2 separate regions of the Mus musculus genome follow, and region 1 is linked to region 2. The links are chromatin loops, found by intact Hi-C in ENCODE. Cell type or tissue: left cerebral cortex. All regions are shown on one strand. Each heading gives the region's core, and the rest is flanking DNA. Links, peaks and the distances in the headings are about the cores only.

Region 1 (2,911 bases), core at 125-2,624, 880 kb before region 2:
TCCCCTTCCACGTCTGTCACCTTTGCATCGGTGATTCTACTGAGAAGTGGTTGCATGCTGTTCTTGGGTAAGGAACTCACTTCAGATCAGCAGGATGCCATACAGAAGGCATGCGGTGGCTGACTCTCGATGGCTACAAGAGCTGCCTGATCCTCCCCTTTTAGATAAGGAAACTGAGACCCAAGAACATGGATCAGAGCGGAATCGACTACTGCATCCTCTACCCATCCTGGAGTGCGAAAGGAAGATAAACAGAGGGGCGAAATAGATAAAGAAAGACATGCAGACAGAAGCGGAATCTCAGGCTGTGTGCTGGAGGCTCAAACAGGATCACACAGCCATCCGTAGCCCGTCTCACTGGGAAGACATGGCCCTACTGGGTCCCTGTCTTAAACACAGTGTAGCCGTGGGGGCTTCTTGACTTTATTAAGATTTATAAACCATCACTAGGAAAGTGTGCAAAATGAGAAAAAAGGCCCCTCCTCCTTACATCTCCATGGCGTTGTGGCATGCCGATTTTGTACCTCATTGTGGTTTCATTTCAGAGACAAATGCATCCACTTCTGGGAGCAATGGAGCATGGTCACCTGCATCCCAAGAGCTACCGTTGGTCTAAAACTTTTGCTTAGAACTGCTGTTCTTGGCTGATGAGTCTTAGTTGGAGGAGGCTGTGGTCATCTCTGAATCTCATGCCAACAAGCTACTCCTCGACTAACAATTGTCAAGGCATCCTGTCTTATCAAAGAAAGCAGCATTTTGCTAAATTTACACCTTGGCTTTTATGAGGCCCTAGACTCTGGGCTACCACACAAGCAAACACGTGTTCTCACTTCTCAAGTGGGGACCCAGGGACATCAGAACCCTATGTCTCCTGCCTCCTACCTGTGCCCAGGTCCCTTTCATATTTCATTTTCTGTCCGCCAAGAGATGGCAACCCTGGCTGGGTTCTTAACCTTCCTAATGCTATGATCTTTTGCTATAGTTCCTCATATTGTGGTGCACCCCCACACTAAAAATTATTTTTGTTGCTACTTTATAACTAATTTTTATGTTGTTATAAATCATGCTGAGAGTATCAGTGTTTTCCAATGGCCTTAGGGGACCCCTGTGAAAGGGTCATTTGAAACACCAAAGAGGTCGAAACCCACGGGTTGAGAACCACTGCTTTAGCCCATAAGCCAGGAGAGCCATTTTGTCATTGAGGTGGGCAGAATACACTAGAGTCTTGAAAAGCAGGAAAAGGGAAAGCAGCCTCAGTTGTCCGCATGCCTGTGGGAATCTAACCTCGTCGTCCTCTTCGAATCTAAATTTAGAAGAGTTTGATACAACCTTCCCTTGACAGAAGTTGCTGATAGCCCTCCACCGGTGGTCAACGCATTCTCAGTTTTGGCCACCAGGTGGCATGGTAGGGACAGCTGAGGAGCACAGAGCGGGACTCCCTGAAAAGCAGTTTTCACCAACCCTGTTTTCCTCCCCTAAGGAATGGCACCACACTAGCTATAGCAGGCGGGTGCTATGTGTGTTAATTGGTTTGGAAGGAAGCACACTAATACACAGTCCACCAAAGTGAGGCCGGAGCAGGAGCTCTGAGATTAGACCTGGCCACAAATCCACCCTGGCCAAGCCCTCCGTGATGGGGCTGGAAGGAGCTGGTAGGAGCTTGTCCACCCAGCACCCAGGAGGAGCATCAAGTTGGGGCCACTGTGCTACTGCAAGTTTTCTCAAGCCCTACAATGAGCTCCAGTGTGTGTCCCTTGGGTCTGTGAATGTGACTGGGCTGCACACAAGGCCCAATGGATTAAAGGTTTGGTTGAGTGCTTGCAGTAGGCTGGATATGTAAGACAGCACACCTCCCAACACTAGGAGTGCGCAGGTTTATGAACGTGGACCTTCCGGGTGGTTGTGAAGGTGGGTCTGTAACACAGGTTACACTCACCACCAATCAGCTCCCATCACTTACTTAAGTGCTTGCTCAAGAAGTTATCCTACCCAAGACTCAGAGAGCAACTAGCCTGCACGGTCCCAGCCAAGCCCAGCACCACACTGGCTATAAGCGCTTCCACTAGCAGGTCTCCCCGTCTCTCCTCTAGATCCTGACACCCACAGTCCGAACCTGGCGGGCCTCTGGGTTTACAGCTTTCTTTCTTCAGCACGTTTCCCTTGGCAAATTAGCTTTCACGTTCCCCAAAGGAAAGATGACTAAACCCACAGGCTGGAAAGGAAGCAACTGGCAATCTGGAGAAGCCAGATAAGGGCCCTGAGAAGAGGCAGCAGCGACTTCCAGCACATGGCACATGGCGGAAGCTGTTAGGCCCAAATGCACGGAGTGAGAATACTAATTATGCAAATGTCCTTCACTCCCTGTGAATTTTAATTATGGGCAACACCCAACACTGTCCATTTTCCAAAACATTCCTGAGCACCTCCTCAGTGTCTTATGCTTGGGTTTAAGAGAAAGGACGGGGCTACTTTTATTATCGGTTTAAGGAAAAAAATCCTACTGATGAGACCAATGAAGTAAACCAAGTCCCCAAAGCCCTGATAATCATGGAACTCGCAGGAACAGAGGCAAAGAAAATAAACTTCAAGACCACGGATACCGCATGCAGCCCACTCCCTATGACCTTGCATTTCCTTGCATTGAGGTGAAGAGACTGGACCTGGCTAGGCACCACAGTCCAGGTCCGTGCAGTGGAGGACTGAAGGGGCTCTTTCCTGGTAGGTAATCTATCTGTCTGCACGAGATAGAAGAGAAGGCACAGCTTCCTCCTGTTAGTTCCTCTGGAGAGGAGCAGCCAGAGGGTAGATGCGGGGCTTCCAGAGCCCACCAAACACCAAGTTCCAGAGACAGAGGAGACTCACATGAGGGGTCTATGGGATCATATGCTGTAAGCATTCCCGCCACATCCAA
Region 2 (2,911 bases), core at 300-2,799:
TAAGACACACAAGTGTCTGGCTCAGGACTGGGGAGATGGCTCAGTGGTTAGGAGCACTTGCTGCTCCTGCAAGCGAGGACCTGAATTCAGTTTCCAGCATCCACATGAAGATTGACAACCACCTTCTAGCTCCAGGGCATCCAACGCTTGCTCTGGTCTCCATGGCCATCGTAGGCATGTGGTGCACGTGTATACACTCAGACCCACACACATACACACAAAACAAACAAATGCATCTTATAAAAACAAAATGTTTGCTCCCAATTGTACTGTTTTTAGGAAAATATGTTCAAATGAATCATTTTGGCTCGCATGAACTTCTGGGAAGCCTATAGTTGTGCATAGCCATAAGACAAGGTGCCTAAACAATAGCTCAAACTGCTTCAGATAATGTGGGAATGCAGATGCCTCAGAGCACCTAAAAGGGACCTGTGTGATTACCTCGCCCAGGTCTTCCCAGAGGCACATAGAAAGAACCCAAGAATCCAGAACATTCCATCTGTGGAGGCAAAACCACAGAGATATATGCTTGGGCTTTATTTTCATTTTAATGGTAATTTTCCCCCAGTGTGTCTTCAGAAATAAAAACCACCCTCTCTAAAGGAGTGTTATAAAAATGAAGAAAGGTACCATTGCCAGCGTCTTCTTGTACATAGAAACTATCTATAGGTCAGCACCCTTAACAACGCATGTTCATGATATCTGTCCACAAATGTATTTAAAAGCCAGGCATGGTGGCACATGGCTGCAATCCTAGCACTTGGGAGGCTGCAGCAAGAGGATGATCCTAGTCTGTATATAAGTACAAGCCCAGGCTGAACTACACACATACATCGTGGCTGGGTGTCATGAGACCCTGTCTCAAAAACAAACACATTCACAGGCATGAAAAATTGGTCTGGTTTGGGGATGTTTTGTTTGTTTGTTTACTTGCTTGCTTGCTTGGTTTGGTTGGTTGGTTTTTGCTTATTTGTTTCATTCTGTTACTGTTTCTTTTTTGAGTCAGAGCCTTACTCTATAGCACTGGCTAGGACGGAACTCACTAGGTAGACCAGGCTAGCTTTGAACTCATGGAGATCCACTTGCCCTGCTTCTGCAGTGTTGGGATTAAAGGTGTGTGCCATCGTGACTGAGTTATGAAAGGAAAAAAAAAATCTTACAAAGCAGTATGATAGCAAAATTAGACATCAGCATTGTATACAAGCATCGGGGTGCTATGCAAATTGACAGTGCATACTAAATCCTCTTGTCAAAAACAATATGTGCATGATACGCTAGAGAGGAGGCTCAGCTAATAAGAACACCTGCTACTCTTTAAGAGACTCTGAGTTCAGTTTCCAGGACCCAAATCTCGTGGTTGGCTCACAAACACCTGTAACTCCAGTGACAGTGGAAATATAGCGCCCTCTTCTGGCCTACACAGGCACCTGCACACATGTGGCACACATTCCTAAAAACTGATACAAAAAAAAACAAAACTTTTTTCATTTAAGTTAAACGTCACTCTGTTACAAATTGTATTTATTTAGAAACAAAACAAAATTGTGTCCCTTTTTTTTTTCACTCCTGGCAGGAGATGCCTTCCGCAACACTTCCCTTACCACCTCTGCAGCCATAGGGACCAGAAGGAAGACTGCCAAGAGCCCTGCCTTCTAAGATTCACAAGGATGTTTCCCCGGAAAAATCAAGATAACCCTGAGACACGATGGCAGACTCTGTTCTCACAGCTAATTGGGGAACCTGGGTGATGCGAGGGTTTGAATCTCATGGATTTAACTCCCTTCCCTTCACAGATAACTTTGAGAGAGCAGACCCAGGGTTCAGGAATGCAATCACATCTGTCTGCCCACCCCAGGCAGGAAGACCTGTTCTCCCACATCCAGTTTGAAAAGAAGTTTGAAATTTAGTTCCAGGTCCGTCTTGGGGACACCATGGAGTGGCAGGATTAAGTTAGATTACTGAAAAAGCGGAGCTGAGTCTCTGTTTAAAAAATAAAAAAATCATTCTCTCCTATCTCACTAAAAACAGAAAGAAAGAAGGAGAAAACCCTGTGCTGATTTTGCAGCAGGAAGCCAGCCCACAGGACAAATTAGTCAGGATGAAATGCGGTTTGGCGTTTCTGAAAATTCAATTCTTGGGTTTTGAAAAAAAAAAAAATCTAGGAAAACAAGACATTATTGTTAAAGTGGAATAAGTTCGTGTAAGGCAGGAGCCCACTTTTAAGGAAAGCTGGTTTACAAACAGGAAAGAGTATTTCAAAACAGAAAGGTTGTCTCTAGAAGGCTGTCATTTGAAACAACTACACGGAGATCACTCAGACAGGGCGAGAGGTAGACCCAACAGCGAGGGCCGGGAAGCTGCATCAAGCCCTGTATGTGTGTGGCTTCTGCTTCCTTTTTATCAGAAGTCAGGAGAAAGAGGCACGTGTTCCTCAGAGTGGAAAGTAGGCAGTGTCCTACATGAACAGCGCTAAGGTCTCAGAGAAAACTTGGGAAGTAAGAGAGAACCCGGAATGGGGGGGACCGTGGTTGGGACCAGAAGAGGCATAACAACCACAGAGCCAAGGTCAGAAACCTCTAGGTCAGAGGGGATGGAGAACAACCAGAGTCTCTGCTCACTTGGTGAAAGAGGCCAAGGCCAAAGCAGCTGTGAAACACGGAACACAGGGCTTTGGGGATTTTTCCAGCAGAGAAGAAAAGGATTCTGAGCCCTTGAAGGCTCTGAGGTTCTAGCAAGAATAACACGAGTTTCAGGGTTGTGTGTGTAAGTATCATATATACTGTGTGGGAAGGTTGTGTGTGTGTGTGTGTGTGGGGGGGTATCTGCTCCTGGTGGGATACATATGAGTGTTCACATGCATGTATACATGTATGTAGAAGCCAGAGGTCAACTTCAGGCATTGTTTGATCTA

Evidence for each region. Hi-C counts contacts between places; a loop is a spot of excess contacts. Peaks named below come from ENCODE experiments on the same cell type or tissue, not always from the same donor. Only the 100,000 strongest peaks of a DNase experiment are listed, where the experiment ranks them.
Region 1: a loop joins it to region 2, with 3 times the contacts of the local background. A loop is called at or near these places in 6 of 42 quality-filtered maps.

Annotation. Positions count from the first base shown.
Region 1 is chr13:60,742,843-60,745,753 of GRCm38, reverse strand. The region is part of intron 19 of Dapk1 (death associated protein kinase 1); the gene reads right to left. Among named protein-coding and RNA genes, the nearest start is that of BC051665, 42 kb to the left of the region's middle. In left cerebral cortex, for the core only: a CTCF peak has its summit at 1,393 (motif pointing right); DNase peaks (open chromatin) are centred at 1,402 and 2,183; H3K27ac peaks cover 528 bases.
Region 2 is chr13:59,866,934-59,869,844 of GRCm38, reverse strand. No RefSeq gene overlaps it. Among named protein-coding and RNA genes, the nearest start is that of Tut7, 45 kb to the right of the region's middle. In left cerebral cortex, for the core only: a CTCF peak has its summit at 1,406 (motif pointing left); no DNase peak of the experiment used is centred there.